2 separate regions of the Homo sapiens genome follow, and region 1 is linked to region 2. A link is a loop called in an ENCODE intact Hi-C map of the cell type or tissue named here. Cell type or tissue: Calu3. All regions are shown on one strand. Links, peaks and the distances in the headings refer to the core of each region. The heading gives the core; the rest is flanking DNA.

Evidence for each region. Hi-C counts contacts between places; a loop is a spot of excess contacts. Peaks named below come from ENCODE experiments on the same cell type or tissue, not always from the same donor. Only the 100,000 strongest peaks of a DNase experiment are listed, where the experiment ranks them.
Region 1: it touches region 2 in a loop (4-fold over the local background); 10 of 110 quality-filtered maps call a loop at or near these places.

The regions. Positions count from the first base shown.
Region 1 is chr7:32,475,002-32,486,661 of GRCh38, forward strand. It overlaps LSM5 (LSM5 homolog, U6 small nuclear RNA and mRNA degradation associated), which reads right to left. Exons shown (of 5, transcript NM_012322.3): 5 at 10,337-11,660. Among named protein-coding and RNA genes, the nearest start is that of LSM5, 9.5 kb to the right of the region's middle. In Calu3, for the core only: a CTCF peak has its summit at 4,809 (motif pointing left); a DNase peak (open chromatin) is centred at 4,770.
Region 2 is chr7:32,354,121-32,362,120 of GRCh38, forward strand. It overlaps a transcript of PDE1C not described here. Among named protein-coding and RNA genes, the nearest start is that of LSM5, 130 kb to the right of the region's middle. In Calu3, for the core only: a CTCF peak has its summit at 3,635 (motif pointing left); no DNase peak of the experiment used is centred there.

The DNA of each region.
Region 1 (11,660 bases), core at 1,569-9,568, 120 kb after region 2:
AAATGTAAAGGAGTTGATAAAAATAATGTCAAACAATCTTTGCATTCATTTCATTCCTGTAGCTTTTCCCAGGCTTCTGCGAGCCAGCCCCTGAAGGCTTCATTGGCCACAGACATCTGAACCAACTAAGAGCAGGAATTCCCCTGAGGCAAGCTGTTCCAATTTTCCTTGCTTTGGAAAATTCTGTCTTGTCTCCAACAAGCTCCAAATCCAGGCCCAGGACAGCCTCCAACCTGGGCAGCAGAAGTCTTCTGTATAGTCTGATCTCAATCAGTAGGACGCTATGGCTTGCATTTGTGCCTGTATCGGTTAGGCTTAACCAAGTGGGTTAAATAAGATGGCTTTCTCATACAAACGGCCAGGTAGGTGGTCTACGACTGGTATGGCAGCACCACTATTGCCTTCTTCCTTTTCTTCCGCAGCACTCATCTCATCCTCTACCACTTCATCCATACTTCATTGGCCACGATCTCGTGACATGATTCTTACATGATTAAACTTTGCTGAAATGGAGGCATAGAAATGTGTCTTTAGTTGGGCAGCCATGGAAGGAAAGAGTGAAAAATGGAAGCCAACCAGCCATTTCTGCCACCGTGCCCAAGCAAGAAAAAATGCTTATAATCCTCTGTGCATATATTTTTCCTGGGGGCCACTTAGAAAAAGGTGGATGGTCAAAGGCAAAAAGCAGGTGTCCAGGGCCCCCTACAAAATGCTATATTAATATCACTTCTATTGATGGTCTTTCTGCTGGGCTTTCTGCTGACACCAAAATGTGGGTCTGCATCCTTGCTCTTATCTCCATCAGGGAGAGTGTGCCTGAGAATGGAAAGAACAAGGAGGAGAATAAGGCAAAGAGATGGAGAGACTGCATCCTGATGACATCTTTAGAGCCCGTGGAGCTAGGCATGCCAGAAACTGGAAGGTTAAACTACATGAACCAATAAATATACCCCATTTTTTCTTAAAAAAAAAAAATACTGCTTAACCTTTGTCACTGTAACATGTCACCTGCACAACTGGAGAAGTCTTGAGGGTAGAGAGCTCTGCAAAGGGAGGAAGATAGGAAGTGCTCCAGGCACTGCAGCTGTTGCCAGGAGTGAAGAAACTCCCTCCTGTGGAGCACCTACTGCCCATCCCGCACCGTGGGATGCTGTCATATCACATATATTTCATATATATTAGCCCTTATATATTACATCTATAATATAATATATATTATCAAATACAGTATTTCATATCATTCTCATATAACCCTGAAGTACATGTTACCATCCCCATTTTGCAGAGTAGGGCACCAAGGCTTAGAGATATTAAGTAACTTCTCCAAGGTCACACAATTGAGAAATGACAAAACAGGTATTAGAAGCCAGATTCCCCCACCCCATCCCCAGGCTGCCTTTAAATTCCTCCGTGGGCCCTCTTCCTTGCAGGCTCCTGTCCCATCAAAGTCCCTCCTCCTGATCCCCCCACATCATTTGTCTTCTGCTGCTGATTGTCAGCACTTCTCAAGTTCCCAGGGGCTGTGAGTTGGAAGAGGCATCACTCTGAGAAGTAATGCACCTGCAGGGAAGAGATGGCTCTTTAGAAATAAACTAGAAATGAGTATCTCTATGATACCCATGGAGAAAGTGCAAGAGTTTGGACACAAGTGGTTTCAGCCTCTGGGGGAGAGGAAGGTAATTTTATCCAGGGTAACCCAACCATCATCATCCAGTCACATAGGTGGAGAGGCACAGCCAAGAGCTCTGAATCAGGTCCCAATGATCTAAGCACCAGTTCCAGCACAGCCCCTGAATCCCTTATCAAGTTAAGGCCTCTCTTTGAGCCTAGGTCTCCCCACCTATAAAGTGAGGGACTGGGCCTAGAGGTGATGTAAGCTCCCTTCCAGCTCATCCCACTCTGGACCCGTGCCTTGAGAAGCCACAGATCTCAATGCAGGCTTGTGTCATACTCAAGCACTAGTCACTGGAAAAGCAGGAAGTCCTTGGGTGAGGTGCTTACCTCTCGGAGTTTATTTTCCCAACACAGGTGTCAGATGGAATAGAAGAAACTAGGTGTCTATGCATGCTCATTTGTGGTTTCTATCACAATGGAAAATTCCTTGAGCATCTACAATCCCCACCTGTGGTAATGTGAACACCCAACCTGGAGCCAGGAAAACACCTGGGCCAAATTACTCCACTGAGCATTTCCCTTCTTCCTCAGCCCTTTCTTACCCTCCTGCTGGCACAGGCTGCCACTTGCCTGATTCAAGTTTCTCCACTTACTAAATGTCACACTTCCAGCTGCAATCAACAAGAGATGCTCTCCAGGCAATTCAGTACAGGAAAAAATAAGGTCCTTCCCACTTCTTATTACCCTCATGAGATGCTGACTGTGGAGCTGGCTAATACCAATGACAAATAACAGGGTTACTATGAGGAAGTATGAATGGGACCTATGGCCCAAGAAGCAGCAATTATGGACACAAAAAATTGCATGAAAGGAGGTAAGTAGAGTCCTTCCCAGAGAACAGAGGAGGCAGCAGAGCCCATGACCCACATCTGAGTCACCACATCCCATGGCCACGATCTTCTATTCTAGTACATTTCCCTATTGCTATAGCAGATACAATGATAAATTATTTTATAGGATACCACAGCTCTTTTTGGAAAGCAATATAGATGTAAAAGCCAGCCAGGATGTTACCAGCTGATATCCAATGATGAAGGAATAGGGATCCAGTTAGCCCTCATGTCAACATGGAAAGTTATTCAAGTTAAAGCATTTCACACCTATGAGCCCTTTGGATCTCCAGAATAACTGTGTGGAGTAAGAAAGGTCTGAGTCACTGCTTTGGCTTAAAAGATGAGAAAACCAAGACCCAAAGAGGGAAAATTGCTTGCCGGGGCTCACTCAGTCTGTAGCATTAGGGCTTCTACACCAGACCATGATTCCTCTTGAAGTGGCCTTCAGTCTGATGGTTTTCAAGTTTGTTCTCATTGAAACAGAAGAGAAAAGGAGAAGGAAGCAAGGAAAGCAAGGAGCATTACAGCTTTAAAAGATGAGCTACAGTGGCCGGGCGCAGTGGCTCACGCCTATAATCCCAGTGCTTTGGGAGACCAAGGCGGGAGGATGGCCTGAGTCCAGGAGTTCCAGACCAGCCTGAGCAACATGGTGAAACCCCATTTCTACAAAAAATACCAAAAATTAGCCAGGCACTTGCCTGTAGTCCCAGCTAGTCAGGAGGCTGAGGCAGAAGGATGGCTTGAGCCTGGGAGGCAGAGGTTGCAGTGAGCCAAGATTGTGCCACCGCATTCCAGACTGGGCAGCACAGCAAGACCCTGTCTCAAAAAAAAAAAAAAAAAAAAGGCCAGGTGCGGTGGCTCACGCCTGTAATCCCAGCACTTTGGGAGGCCAAGGCGGGCAGATCATGAGGTCAGGAGATCAAGACCATTCTGGCTATCACGGTGAAACCCCGTCTCTACTAAAAATACAAAAAAAAAAAAAAAAAAAAAAAAAGAGCCAGGCACCCTGGCAGGCGCCTATACTCCCAGCTACTCCGGAGGCTGAGGCAGGAGAATGGCGTGAACCCGGGAGGCTGAGCTTGCAGTGAGCCGAGATAGCGCCACTGCACTGCGGCCTGGGCAAAAGAGTGAGACTCCATCTCAAAAAAAAAAAAAAACAAAAACAAAAGAAAACAAAAAAAAAAACAAGATTAGTTACCATATCCAAAACTGCTAAATTCCCACAGGACATTAAGTCAGAGCAATCCACAGATGTGGGGACAGGCTCCCAAGTTCCCAAAGACTCCCAATTCACCTCAGATTCCAAACACAGCATGGCCAGCAGTGATGGGATGCCCATGGTTAGAGGGAAGAGGGAGCATGCCTGAGCCCCAAGGACATGACCCCTCACCAGAGGTCAACCTCCCCTTCTCCCCACTGAGGCCTCAGGCCCTGGGCTGATGTCCTCTTCCATTGAAGTGCAGACAACCAAGGCAGAGAGGCAGTGCTAGAAAGGAACCCAAACATTCAGCTTCACTCTTGTTTTATAGGTAAAAATGTTGAAGCCCTGAAAGAAAAAAGAGTGACTTGCCCCAAGGTTACAAAGCCACTTGGTGACAAACTCAAGTTTCCTGATTGTTCTTCCATCTCCCTTTCCAAACTGTTGACCTCCCTTCTTCTCCTGTGTGTGGCTGACACAGTCCCCGGACTCCTTCCTATCAAGGGGCCCAGGGAAAAATACTGGGTCCAGAAGATGCATAGTTTACATGTGGAAGCTGTGCAGCTCTTGTCACTGGTTTGGTTTTAGTTTTTACTTAACCCCTCTACTCTCCAGGGTAGGAGATTTAGCTTTGTCAAGCAGAGTCACTATGCACTCCCGGGATCTTTACTCCTTTCTGAACTCATGCTGTTTTTTGAAGCCACTTCATCATACCTATGACTCTTTATTCCCCTGTGATAAAACCTCCAGACCTCTGAAATCATCCCTTCATCCTGGCTTCCAAAGCACTCTCCTCTCAATTCTATTTTACAATAGAAAAGGCACCTCATATAGAAAATATGAAATAAATGAATGAAAAACAGATTCCTCTTTTGCAAAAAAAAAAAAAAAAAAAAAGGGAAGGAGGTGTGAAATAGTAGTATAATTCAACCCTTTACCTGCCCTTGTGGTGTGATCCAATAGGAAGCTCAGCAGAGTAGGAGACAAGAAACCTGAGTTCAAATGAGGCTCTGGGGAAAACTAAAAAGCCTTGGCTCTAGCAACTAGCTGCCTGCCTAGTTCCACAGTGTCCTCTTGTGGTCAGTTGGTATCATGCATGATTTTTCTTAAATTCAAGAATGAAATGTCTAATAAAGCAAAGATTCAGTCAGGGTCACTCCTGGATAAAGTAGATGAGGTCTGTTTTCTGACCACTCTCTATTCCAGCCTCATGCCCACTAACTTCAACTCCTTGTGACTGAAGTACACAGAGCGTCAATTTGGGTGTCAGGTTGATGTGAGAAGTACCAGCTCCACTTCTTAGAGAGATGTCAGCCAGGAGGGCTGCTGTCTTCCAAGAGTGGTACTCATAGAGCACCAGGACCCTGCTAGAGCTCCCAAGCTTCTGCCTCTGATCTTCCCAGGTAACAGCCAGAAGCCCACTTGCATCACTGCACTGAGGGCCAATCGACCACACCAGCCAAACTCAACATACTCAGATGATGGGGGCCCATACTCTAGTCTATGGTCCAACAATGTAATAGGATTTGTTTCCTTTGAAACCAGGACTGTGCATGGTATGAACTGCTTGAGGCTGTTGTTTTTCTAGGAGAGAGTAGCTACTCAAGACAGTTTCACAATATAACAAAAGCCTCCATGACCTGTCCCATATAAGCATTGAGTAGTGATAGAGGGATGAGGGTTCCCATAGGACTTTCTGGAGGAAGAGACATTTGAGCCTAGTCTTGAATACAAGTAAACCAAATGAAGATAGGTTTGGAGATAAGGCTCTTCCCACAAAAGTCCAACATGAGTAAAGCCAAAGGCCAAAGATGGGTAACAGCCAGTGTTATAAATTCTGTGCTGTGAAGGCAAGACTGAGATGTGACTGAGAAGGTCAACAGGCACCCCTCATGGTAACCTGTTAAGGAACCTGGCCTTTCATTGTATAGAAGGTAACTTACTGAAAAGTTTGAAAGCCGGCCAGGTGGAGTGGCTTCACCTGTAATCCCAGCACTTTGGGAGGCCAAGGCGGGTGGATCACCTGAGGTTGGGAGTTCAAGACCAGCCTGACCAACATGGAGAAACCCCGTCTCCACTAAAAATACAAAATTAGCCAGGCGTGGTAACTCATACGTGTAATCCCAGCTACTCAGGAGGCTGAGGCAGGAGAATCGCTTGAACCTCGGAGGCAGAGGTTGCTGTGAGCCGAGATCGCGCCATGGCACTCCAGCCTGGGCAACAAGAGCGAAACTCCATCTCAAAAAAATAAAGCCAAACATAGCATGACCATATCCTGCATTTTAGATCAATCAGTCAGTTGCTCTGATGGTCTGATGGCTGGGATGGACAGATATGACAGGGTAGAGATGGGAGGCAGGCAGGAAGGCAGAGGAGGTTTTTGTCTTAGTACAGCAGAGACTCAAGGGCTATTGGAGTCTTGAGGGGGGCCAATAATTAGCACTCTTCTTCCACAATTGAGTTCTGAACCAATTGAGAACAAAGGCAAAGTAGAAAACAGACAGCAGTCATTGTTACTACTACTACATTGGATGATGTAACTTATATCTACAGACTGTAGTTAACTTCTGTGTTTGGAACTCCAGAATTATTCAGATGTACCCACCAAACCATAGGCAAACCACAAACCACCCCAGACTTCTTCATGTGGAAGCAGACACCTCTAAAACTTACAGGAAAAAGCAGAGCAGAACCCACACTCCCTCAGGCAACTCAGTCTGCATGTCTCCGGGCATACAGAATAAAAGGACAGAGAGAGGGCAGATGTGTTACACTAATTAAGCTTTCATGTAGAAGAAAACATCAGAGGTAGAAAAGAAGCATTTCCCTTACATTCCCCATCTTTTTGTTCTTTTCACTCACTGAACTTAACCATTAGAGCCATAGAGAAGAACACAGTCTATCACTCCCAAATCCAACTGCCATTGGGATCACTGGAAGCAGTTTAGATTTTGCCCCAAAAGGCTCTAAACAGAGTCAGAATAATATATTAATTAAGGCAACTCCAAGGCTTCTGTAATTCTAAGTCTGAAAATTCACTCCATTTCCCACCCAAAGTATGCCCACCACATTGTTGAGGCGGGAAATTAAAGAAAAATAAACTTAAAAAGAAAGAGAAATAAGTTTTCCTGTGTTAGGCTGACTTGTCCCAGAGGCAGCAAAAGGCACAGCCCAGACCCAGGAAGTCTTGATAATATTATCTAATGTGCTCTGGAAACTCTCCCAGCATTCCCTCAACATACGGAGAAGAAAAACAAATTTTCCTTCGTTTTATGGAATGAGTTTATAGATTCCTGTTCTCTGTAACCAGTGACTTCAAACATTCTGTTTTATCTAAGCAGTAGAGTGAAGGTCAGAGCCTCTGAGCAGGCCTGTGTTATGGCCACCTGGGTGCCAGTGAAGGTTATAGGATAAGCCCGTGCCTAGGCAAAACCTAGATAACAGACATCTGGGTTGACTGGCAATGGTCATGTGTAATCCTGAGTTATGATCTGTTACAATTTGATTAACTGTCTTTGTCCTGCCTCTGTATCCCTGCTTTCAGGCCACTGTAAGCTTGCTTCAAGCTAGCCCACCCCCTTTTGTGAAGTGTGCATAAAATCAAGTGCTGTCTTTGTTCTGGGCCCAGTATTTCAATGTTAAGTCTGCAGGGTCTGAGTGCACTCAATAATAAATATATCCTCCTCTATACACCCCAAGGTCTCTCTCTGGTCCTCCTGATCCTGCAACATGATCTGTGATGGCTAATTTTAGGTGTCAAGTTAACTGGATTAAGGATATCTAGAAACCTAGTAAAGCATTATTTGGCTGTGTTTATGAGGGTGTTTCCAGACTACTTTAGGGTGTGAGTCTGAGTGGACTAGGTGAGATACACCTTCAATGTGGGCCAGCATTCAGTTGACAGAAGGTCCAAAGAGAACAACACAGAAAAGGCAACATGTCTGTCTCCCTCCTAGAGCGGGGATAACTCTTCCTTCTCTGTCTTTGGATATAAGAACTCCTGATGTTCTGATGATGTTGTCCTCTGAGGACAGAGAAGGAAGAGTGATCCCAACTTTAGGAGACCTCTGGACTCCAGGACTTACACCAGTAGCCCCCTGGGTTCTCAGGCCTTCAGCCTCAGACTGAGAATTTTATCATGAGCATCCCAAGCTCTGAGGTCTTTGGACTTGGACTGAGCCACATCAAGGTCTCCAGCTTGCAGACAGCCTGTTTTGGGGCTTCCCAGCCTCCATAATCGCATGAACCAATTCTCCTAATAAATCCCCTTATATATCTATATACATATACTATTGGTCATCTCTGGAGAACCCCAACTAATAAATGGTCTAACCTGGCATATCAGCACACCAACACCCAATAATAAAATGCCAACAACAGAGATGCCCAAATCTACATATAATCCTGTGCCATTATCAAATTTACTGGAATTCAAAAATTAAACCTCCTTCCAAATCAAAGTCCAAAAATGTTAAACTCCACTAGAATTAAAATCCAAAACTAAATACCCTTATTTTTGTAAGTTAAGAATCAACCAGCCTAGGCAACATGGTGACACCCTGTCTCTACAAAATATTAAAAAATTAGGCCAGGCACGGTGGCTCACAACTGTAATCCCAGCACTTTGGGAGGCCAAGGCGAGTTGATCGCTTGAGCCCAGAGTTTGAGACCAGCCTGGGCAATATGACAAGACCCAGTCTCTATCAAAAACACAAAAAATTAACCAGGTGTGGTGGTGTGCACCTGTAGTGTGGGAGGATCACCTGAGCCCGAGAAGTCGAGGCTACAGTGAGCCATGACCACTGCACTCCAGTCTGGGTGACAGACCGAGACCCTATCTTTAAAAAAACAAAAAGAGAAAAGATAGCTGGGCATGGTGGCACCTGCCTGTGGATCCAGCTACTTGGGAGGCTAAGGGGGGAGAATCGCTTGATCCCAGTGGTTCGAAGCTGCAGTGAGCACTGATCACACCACTGCACTCTAGCCTGGGTGACAGAGCAAGACCTTGTCTCAAAACAAACAAAAAATGTCCAACATTCTTAAGTTAAATGCCCAAAACAACCTTTCCCAAATCCTTATTCTGTTCAGTCTTAACCAGAAGGGGGTTTGATGCTTAGGTGGTTAAAGTCCTTTCAGCAGCCACAACCCAAGCTGTTACTCATGGGAAAGTAATTTCTTTAGGGCCTCAGAAGTTACACTAGATATGCCTCAGATACATCACTTTTTAAAAATTGAGATGTAATTCATGTAACATGAAATCCACTCTTTTAAGGTTATAATTCAGTGCTTTTTAGTATATTCACAAGGTTGTGCAACCATCTAATCCCAGAACTTTTTCATCACCCCAAAAAACAAACCCATACCCATTAGCAGTCACTAGTATAGTTGTCTATTTCTGTGAATTTGCCTGTTCTGGATCATATAAATCAAATATGTGGTCTTTTGTGTCTGGCTTCTTTCACTTAGCATAATGTTACAGTTCATCCACACTGTAGCATACACAAGTACTTCATTCATTTTAACAGATAATATTCTATTGTATGAATATATCGCATTTCAGTTATCCATCCATCCATCGATGGACATTTGGGTTGCTTCCACTTTGAGACATTAGGAATAATGCTGCCGTGAATGTTCATACAAGTTTTTGTGCAGACATGTTTTTAGTTCTCTTGGGTATGAACTGAGGAGAGGAGTTGCAGGGTCGTATGGTAATTGTTTAACTTTTTGAGGAATCATCAAATTATTTTCCACAGTGCATGCATCATTTTACATTCGCACCAGCAAGGTACTAGGGCTCCAATTTCTTCATATCCCAGCCAATACTTGTTACATTAATTTTTGTACAATTCTTGTTACAATAATTTTTTATAATTATAGCCATTCTATAGCACCCATGAAATGGCGTTTCATTGTAGGTTTTGAGACGGGGTCTCACTGTCACCCAGGCTGGAGTACAGTGGTGCAATCATAGCTTACTGAAATCTCAAACTCCTGGGCTCAAGCAATTCTCCTGCCTCAGCCTCCCAACTACGTAGGACTACAGGTGCATGCACACTACCACACCTCACTAATTTTTTAAAATTTTTGGTAGAGATGGGGTCTCACTATATTACCCAGGCTGGTCTCCAACTCCTGGCCTCAATCTATCCTTCCACCTCGACCACCTACAATGTAGCACTGGGATTACAGACATGAGCCACTGCACCTGGCCTAACTCCTATGATGAAAAAAGGAAGAGCTTGGGTATGACTATTAGCTCCCCTGGGATAGCAAATAATAAAGGGGTGGAAAGAAGCAGGTGTTACATCACTTACTCCCCTCCAAAGGGAAAGAAACAACAGTGGAGGGAAAGCATTGCCCCCAAGAGTTAGAAGCAAAGTGTGAGGCAACCAGCTCATACTGGCTCCTGAGAATCAACTGTCAAATCCTTGAGAATTTTGCAAACCAGTTGTTAAAGCCTTGGTAGCTTGAAATTAGCCAAGGCAGTAGTACTGACAACATGTAAATCAGAGAAAACTACAAATCAGTGCTTTGTGTTTTGGAAAATAAGGTTGGATCCTTTTTCCATGTGGTAATACCAAAATTCCAGATAGATTCCAGATTTAAATCAAACGCAGAAAACATAAAGTGCCCAAAGAAAAGTATAATCAAAGCAAAGGTTTTCCAATCCACGTGGACCAAATACAAAAACCATAATGGACTAGGTCAACATGCAACTACATTAAAATACATCATTTATGTCAAAAATAGCACTAAGTGGCAAACTACAAACTAGGGAAATTATTAGCAAAATACATGACTAACAGAAACCCATCAAGAATTCTTACAAATTAGTAAGAAAAAGACAAACATCTCAATGGCAAAAGCCTCAACAGATAAGTCATTTACAAAATACAAATGAGATCAAAATTAATCAAGAAAATTTTAGGCCAGGCCTGGTGGCTCATGCCTTTAATACCGGCACTTTGGGAGGCTGAGGCAGGTGGATCACTAGAGGTCAGGAGTTCAAGACCAGCCTGGCCAACAAGGTAAAACCCCATCTCTCTAAAAATATAAAAATTAGATGGGAGTGGTGGCGCCCACCTGTAATCCCAGCTACTCAGGAGGGTGAGGCAGGACAATCACTTGAACCTGGGAGGCGGAGGTCGCGTTGATATCGCGACAAGGCACACCAGCCTGACTGGAGGTTGCAGGGAGCCAAGATCATGCCACTGCATTCCAGTGAGACTCTCCAAAAAAAAAAAAAAAAAAAAAAAAAGGAAAAGAAAACTTTAGACATGCCCGGTTTTCTTGTAAAAATGGCAAAGAGGAGAGAAGGTAGAACACAGCTAATGCTGGGAAGGATATAAATGGTACTATGAAAGACTCCTGGCAAAAATATACATTGGCACAAACTTTTTCTTGGCAACACAATATATACCCTTTGATCTTACACATTTTTGAGTTTATTCTAGAAAAATACAAATGTATAAAGATCTAGTTAGACTACTGTGGCCAGTAAGAATAGGCTAAATAATTTATAGTAAATCCATTTAATACTATGTACATATTAATGTTGAAATATTTGACACAGAAAGATATTCACCATTTAAATTCAAAAAATGACTTAAGTGGAGGGTAAAAACAGTATAATCAGGATGAGCAAGTAAAATAAAACGTGTACTGAGAGTGGACTGAGAAAGTCTACGAAGACATACAGCAAAGCATGATCAACCTTCTCCTTTTTGCTTACCTACAATTCTACGATGTGCATATATTACCTGTTTGTTTTTAATAGGAGTTCTTTGACTTAATTTATACAGTTCAATGATCTTATTATCAGTTCCTTGATTTGACCTGAGTCCTGGAGTTCTTAGCTGCTTTTAGTATCCTTTATCTTAAAGCTCTGTCTCCACTCATTTCCTGGCAATTCAGTAATAACTACATTAAGGTAATAACCTTCTGAATCAATT
Region 2 (8,000 bases), core at 1-8,000:
GACATCTAAAACCCCCAGAAAAAACTTAACTGCCAAATTATTTCAGGAGAATAAAATACACCAGATGCCAGGCCAACTCCTTGAGCTTTGATGAATATAGATATTTGGCCAGTAGTGATAAATGTGGAGAAACCTCTTTTTCCCTTCATCAATCACAATTGTTGGAATGCTATTATCTAGTTGACACACAGAGATCTCTGCAGTTTTCTAACTTTAAAAGTTTGGGCCAGGTGCAGTAGCTCATGCCTGTAATCTTGGTACTTCAGGAAGTCAAAGCAAGAGAATCACTTGAGGCCAGAAGTTTGAGACCAGTCTGAGCAACATAGTGGGACCCTGTCTCACACAAAAAAATTTTTTAATATTAACTGAGCATGGTGATGCATACCTGTACTCCCAGCTACTTAGGAGGCCGAGACTGCAATGAGCTGTGATCTCACCACTGCACTCCACCCTAGGTGACAGAATGATACCTTGTTTAAAAAAAAGTTTGTAAAAATCCTTGCAGGGGAAGAGCCCAAGCTCATGAGTTTGGGAGGGCCACACAACCTGTCCCAGAGTTCTGCCTAGGAATTGAGAGATATGGATCCTCACTCAGTCATTGCCACTCATGTGTAATTTGGTCTCACACACAACTTCCTCATTTGTGCAGAAGCCTCCTCAACCCAGCCTTCCAGACAATTATCAGCATTCAGTGAGAGTCAGTACAAAAGATGAAACACTTGCTATCCCTGGGCCAGAAGATCTCTCTAAGGCCTAAGGGCCCTGATGACTCTTTAAGCTTTTTCTTTTTACATTCCAAATCTTCTTTGCAAAGGCAATTCTGATTTCAGTGGCCATTGGAGTTTCCCTCTCTGGAGGACTTCGTCTTGTTTCAGAGCTTGGCACCTGGTCGCTTCTCTCAGAGTCAGGAGCTCTCATCCCTGGCAGGAACCAACCCCTGGCTTTCTCACTCTCTCAACACCCCAAAGCTCTTAAAGCCCTAGAAGGGTCCCAGGTAACTAACCACAGCTCCTTCACCCACAAAGCAGTGCAGAAAGCCAGAGCTGGCTCAAGTAAAGGGAGTCCCAAGTGTGAAAGTCAATCTCCGCGAACATGAAAGCTGCCCTGGCAGTTAATAAGGGGAGCTCTGAGCTTCTGATTCTATGGGAAGGCAAGATGGCTGGGACCATCTCAGTCCAGAAGCAGGCTAAGCCTCCCTTAGCCCTCAATGCAGACTTAAATAGAAAACACGCAGCCCTGCCCAAGAGGGGCAGTGCACACTCCAAACATCCACTGCAGCAGCTCGCTAGGTTGAGAGGGTTTTGACTGAAACCAAAGAGAAGGCATCGTGGCACACACTCCTTGGAGTGTTACAGTGCCCCTCCCTTTTCTGCAATGTGTCCCCCACCATCCCCTCAAATCTTTCTCCGTTTCTGCTTCCCCCCAAATCCTATCAATTCCTCCCCATGTGTCAAGATCTAGCAAGATCCGACATAAATGGCACTACTCTCTCAGCATTCCCTCCTCTAAGTTCCCTTAGCAGTTTGTTCCTATTTCTAAGATAGTTTTTAATGTGCCATATCATAGTTATTTGTTTATTCACCTGCCAAGCTCCCCAGGGACAGGGACTATGACTTATTTATCTTTGCAACTCCCTGGTTTGTCCCAGAGCCTGGCGAAAGGAAGGGACTCAACAAATGGCGACTGAATGAAAAATGCAATACATACTCTCTGAAGGAGCTGCAAGTTTTGATAAATATAGTAGATGGATTTTCTCAAAGCTCTCATTTAAGCTAAGATACAAATTTATTTCCAAAAGTTCTCCCATCATACTCTCAAATGTTAAAGTATAATCCATTTGGCTCTCATTTTTCATTTCACTGGGATGTGTTCCTCATTGAGAGAAAATCTACTGATAATATCTTGACAGATAATTGGACAATAGGGGGAACCTATGCACAGAGTAGACAATGGAGAAACCAAGAAACACTTTTAGATGGAAAATAATTCTCAGCTCAATCAGAAAGTGGATGGATGATCCATGAGGGATATGGTAGAGGACAGGGATAAAATGTCTGAGCAGAGGATCACCAAGGCTCCAGCCAACATTCAGGTTTTAGAACCCCAAGAAATCAGAAGTGCTTTCATCTAGGAAACTGGTTCACTGGCAAAGACCCCACAATGTCTTTTTCAGCAACATAGTGTTTCTCATGCACTCAGAGAGCAAAGAGAAAAAAGGTTGGCTCCTTGTTAATTACAATGATCTTGACTTGATGACAGTAAGAGAGAAATACTCGCTTAGTAAAACAAAACCTTGCTGCCTAGAAAGCTGTTAAAAGTGGACACAAGACCATGAAGACATGAGCCCTGAGTGAATTATAGTTGTTTCCTTAACCCAGGTGTTTTGAATTATTTAGAATCTCATTTAGATGGGCACATTATAGAATTATATTCACAAATCATCGTGAAAATTATAAAATGTCTTCCAGCTCCTCTGGCCACAAAAGAAGTACCATGGACAGTCTGTCAAGAATCCCTTTGAAGGGAAACATCAGCCTCCTCACCCCTGCAAATTAGCTGATGGTCTGTTAGTTTATTTTATTTAATATGCCATGGTCACCTAATCACCTACTTCTGCTATTCCAGCCTTGATTTTTCAGATTTATATTGAATCAGTCGCATGTGCTTTTCATACATACAACTCATTTTCTTTACAAATGAACTATGAATAAGTGTATTCCAGGCTGATTTCCATAGCTAAGAGAGTGAAATTCATCCCCGGGTTTGAAAAGCGAGAGTACAGTGCATGTGCACCAGATGAAGACTCCTCGAGGGGACATGCTAGATGAATGCCACTTATTTTTTGCCAAGATCTACACACACCACATCCTTCCTAATCTGGAAAAAGCCTGTCTTCACTTCTGAGCATATCATTTGTGTATAAAAACTTTAGGCCGGGCTCAGTGGCTCATGCCTGTAATCCCAGCACTTTGGGAGGCCAGGCGGGTGGATCACGAGGTCAGGATATTGAGACCATCCTGGCAAACACTGTGAAACCCCGTCTCTAATAAAAATACAAAAAAAATTAGCCGGGCATGGTGGCAGGTGCCTGTAGTCCCAGCTACTTGGGAGGCTGAGGCAGGAGAATGGCATGAACCTGGGAGGTGGAGCTTGCAGTGAGCAGAGATCGCACCACTGCACTCCAACCTGGGCAACAGAGCGAGATTCCATCACACACAAAAAAAAAACCTTTAAGTGACTGTGTTGTGGCTGAACAGTGTGCAATTCAGAGAAAATATAAAATAAAACACATTTGAATTTAAATTTCAGCCACCTTTTTAAAATAAGTTCTGTCTTCTTTCTGTTCTTTGCTCTGAGCACTAGTTTCAGAATGGAACCATTTTAACAGGAAACTCAACTAATGGACTTTGGAGGAACTAAAATGTTGAGAAAGGCTTAGAAAGTGGGTATTCAAATAGAATTAGGCGGGCTAAACCGGGTGCCCAGCTCAGGGGGAAAGTTGTGAAATCAGCAGATCCCTCAAACTCACTGTAACAAGCCCCCGTTCTGTTTCCCTACCTGGAGATGATTTTCAGGACCTAACACCAGCATTTCTTTATCTATAGTGCCATCTGGTGAGTACATGCCTTCACTGTGGTAACACGTAAATCACTGGAGCCTGCAACCTATCAATGGCCCTTCCAAGCTATCAGGTAGACATCAGCTGGCATTTTCCTGGGGTTTAGATCCTGCTCAGTGGGGAGGATCTGCATCTTTAGGCCCAAGATCTCAGAAGTGTCCAGCTTCATCTGGAGACTCAAAGTGTTCATGAGTTTGTGTCTTACATCTAATTTGCAATTCTAAAGTTTTCCAATTTGCAGGGGCACTTCCATGGGGCAGGCAGTGACCCCAGCAGAGGCCTGCTGACCTTATGCTCTGGACCGGAGAGCTACACTGTCTCCTAAGAGAAAGTGCCCGGCACTGCTCCCAGCACTGTGTTATCTTCTATTATGTTTGGCTTTCTGTTTTCCTCCTCCCCTTCCCACGCAGTGTCTGTCAAAATCTGTTCATTACAGGTCCACAACCTAACAAATATTCCCAAACCAAAACAAGACTTTGCCCATGCCCTCCAGAACAAGCTTGCCAAACACAAGAGTATCTTTCCTTCTGCAACCCCGACAGGCATGTTTGTTCTTCGGAACTTAATGTTGACTTCAAAAGACAGAAGGAATGGGAATTGGAAACAAATAATTCTAAATATGCCAAATAGCAGCACAATATAATTAGACTCAAACAGCAGCCCCTCTCAAGCTGCAGTGTGTTCATTGGCAAGAGGAGTTGATAATATAGACCACAGCTCCTTCACAGGTTGTGGTAAGGATCGAATCAGAGCTCTATAAAGAACTCTGCTGAGCTCTGTAAAGAGACTAGACAGCGGGCAAGTGGGGGTGTGGAAAGTGGGGCAGAGACTGTCTTGAGCCTGCATGGATAACTCTGCATCCCCAGAGTCAGGAAGAGAGCTGGGCACATGCAGCACAACCAACAGTCATTGAGCACTACTGGGTGCAGGGAGTGTTGTAGTCTTCACCGTTCTATGAATGAGAACTTACTATTGTTCCCATTTTACAGGTGAGGAAATTGAGACACAGGAAAGGTAAGTAATTTGCTCAGGATCATATAGTTGGCAAATAGCAAAGTGGGGATTTCGATCCAGCATTCCATATCTCCCTCTCCTGCTTTATTCTTCTCCATAGCATACCTCATCATCTCATCATCTAACATTGTGTGTGTGTGTGTCTGTGTGTGTGTGTGTGTGTAACAGTCTCTCTTCAACCAAACTTTACTTAGGCTCTTCTGAGCTCTCTTCTCAGCTAGGCCTTGACCTTGGCTCCTGTCCTTGCTGGGCCTGCATCGAATCCTGCTAAAGTGGTTTAGTGAGAATCCCCACCCTTGATATCTGACGCCCTTGATATATGATCAAATTCCTCATCCCCCACCTTTGGTATATAAGCTTTTCACCTGCCTTCAGCAAAAATCCAGTTAAGTCAGTTTAGCAAGAATTTCTCTACCCTTGATGTCTCTTCCTAGTAACTTTTCATCCTCCGACCACCTCCCTTTCCCCGAACCCTGCTCCTTGGTTATAAATCCCCGTTTTTCCATGTTGTATTCAGAATTGAGCTCAGTTCAATACTGAGGTGTCTTTTCCCCTATTGCAATAATTTCTAAATAAAATCTGTGTTTAGTACTTTACTGTCTGGCTCTCGTTCTCCTTAACGGTATGTATGTGTATATTATATGTGAATATATGTATATGTATATGTATATGACTCATTTATTTTATTCATCATCTATCTTTCCCACTAAATTGTAAATCCTGAAGGCAGGAGACTTTGCCTGCCTTGTTGCCTCTATGTCTCCAATACCTACAAGAGTGCCTAGCACACATAGTAAGTGCTCGGTTAACATTTATTGAGTGAATAAACACATGCACGCATGAATCCAGCTCCAAAGCTTGCACTCTTAATCACTATGTTTTATTGTGTTTCTATAAATGATCATTCTTTTTACCTTATTTAAATATAAATTGTATAAATGTAAGAGGCTGTCTTATTTTTTGACCCAAATCATTGTGGTCTCTTCTACTCCATTCGGCTCAATTTCCTCACTGTTCCCAGCACAACTGTTCCATTCTCATGGAAGAGCCTTTGCTCATGCAGTTCCTCCACCTGAAATGCCTTCCTTCCTCCCCAGCACCCATCCAAATCTCATCCATTCTTCAAGATCAACTCAAATGCCACCCCATCCAGGAAGTCTCCAATGCACCCACCCAAGCACATCCATTCCTCCATTGACTCCTCCTATAATTACAGATGGGCTACATTTGCATTTATTTTAAACCAAGTATGGCCACCATACTTGATTGCAGATTTCTGGGAGAATAAGGACGATATCTTCCCTGACTCTGAATTCCACACCGAGCCCAGCAAAGGCCAGACTCTCCCTTGGTATTCAGTGGCCACCACTTAGAGGGCAGAGACCAACTCTCAACTCACTCTCCTGATCACGGGACATGGGGGCTGACCAATCTGGAATGAAAAGAAACAATGAATGGGACATCTATGCTTACCATGAAACGTTAATTGTCTTTGCGATCTATAAAGTGTCTGGGAGCAAAACATGATTAGTAAGATGAGAGACCTAAAGCAAGCCCTCCACTCCTATCTGTTGTCATGGTTACCATTATCAAAGATGGTAGTGAGAGATATCCAGTGGTTGTGAGAGGACAAAACACAAGTGAGGGCAGTATCACTTTTTCCTCCTTTGCCTCAAGGCAGAGGTCTTTCTCATTTTGTGAACCTGTGTGATCTGACTTCAAAGGGAAGCGGTGGAGAGTGTGCAGCGCTGCTCTGGTTCTTGTCCATTCAGATGCTGTAAAGCCAAAGCTTTGGAGGAGGAGGAGAAACCTGGGGCCAGCTTCATGGGGTGTAACAGGTGGGATGGCACAGGGCTCCACTCTCAAAAGGGACCACACTTGGTTTTGATGCTGTTCTGACCCCATTTTGAAATTTGTACTAATTTACAAACAAGGGGCCCTGCATTTTCATCATGCACTGAGCCCAGCAGATTATGAGGCTGGTCTTGAGGAAATCCTTTAGGAGATAGAAAGAAAAGTATATTTGCTTCTGCTCTCTGAAGACATAAAATTTCCCTGTCTAAACTCAAAGACTTGGGATCGGAAAATATGAAGACAAAGGCAATAGAAACCCATGAGGTGACCTAATAATAACAACAACAGCAGCAGCTAACACTAAGTGAGCACTTACTGTATGCTAGGCACGGTTGAAGAGCTTTATGGGTACGAATTCATTTAATCTTAAAAACAATCGTAGGAAGGAGGTATTAGCTCTATCCTATTTTACAGGCATGGAGGAAAGGGGAGGATGGGGAGCGAAAAGAAGGGACTTATTTAACACACAACTATTAAGTGTGAGACACCATGCAGGGCACCTTCACACCCGAGGCCTCATTCAGTACTCATAGCTTTGTACAGTTGGGGAAGCTGGGGTGAAGCCAACTGCGCAGGTTCTCACAGGTAGTAGGAGCTCAAGCAGGCATCCAGCTGAGTTCTGCCTCCAGGTCCTATCTGCAGTCTTTCACGGTAGGTGCAAAGGCAGGATGCCCTAAGATGTCTAATCCATGAGATGCTGGAGACAGCATTTAGAATCCCAGCCCCTTCATCCCTGTCTGTAGAACCACACCCAAAGCAGCAGGATTATATGTCATCTTTGCTAATTAGAATGCTCTGGTTGGGTAGCTGTTTTTTGGATGGTTTATGAGTACAGCAATCCTTCTTTATTACATTTGCTAGGTGGCTGAATTTTTTAAGCAATATGTTGGGAAGTGACACACACCTTCCCACGCCCTGCGCACACTGCCCCTGACCCTCGCACATGCCACGCATGCCCACCACTGGGCCTTTGCTCTCCTTGTGCCCTCTGCCCTTCCACCCTGGGGGAAATTGTGATCTCTGCCTCTTCAAGGTCCACCTCAGCTGCCCTTGGTGACACCTTCCTTAAGTCACCTGGGCAGCAGTGCCTCCTTCCTTTCCTGCCTCGTGCTCCCCTGGCACTTTGTACATCTCTTTCTCATACCAGTGACCACGGTGCATCTCAATCATGTCCTTACCAATGCCGCTCTCCTCCCAAACAGCCTTCTCTCAGCCTGGCACCATGCAGGTACTCAGAAATATTCACTGGATAAAAAAGTAAATGTGTCTGCTCTTTACTCCTCAAGAACCTAGAAAGAGTTCAAGCCTAGGTTTCTTTAGTCCGTCATTCAACAGCATCTGTTTTGTGCCAGAGGCTGGAGCTGCAAAGATGGATAAATGGCTCTGCTCTGTGGAGACTGGCAAGTTAACATGCACTTTCAATGCAACAGAGTGAGTGCTACAACAGAGGGGCCGGAATGTGGCAGGAGCACAGAGGAGGGCGCTCCCCCAGGGCGGGGAGAACGATGGGGTC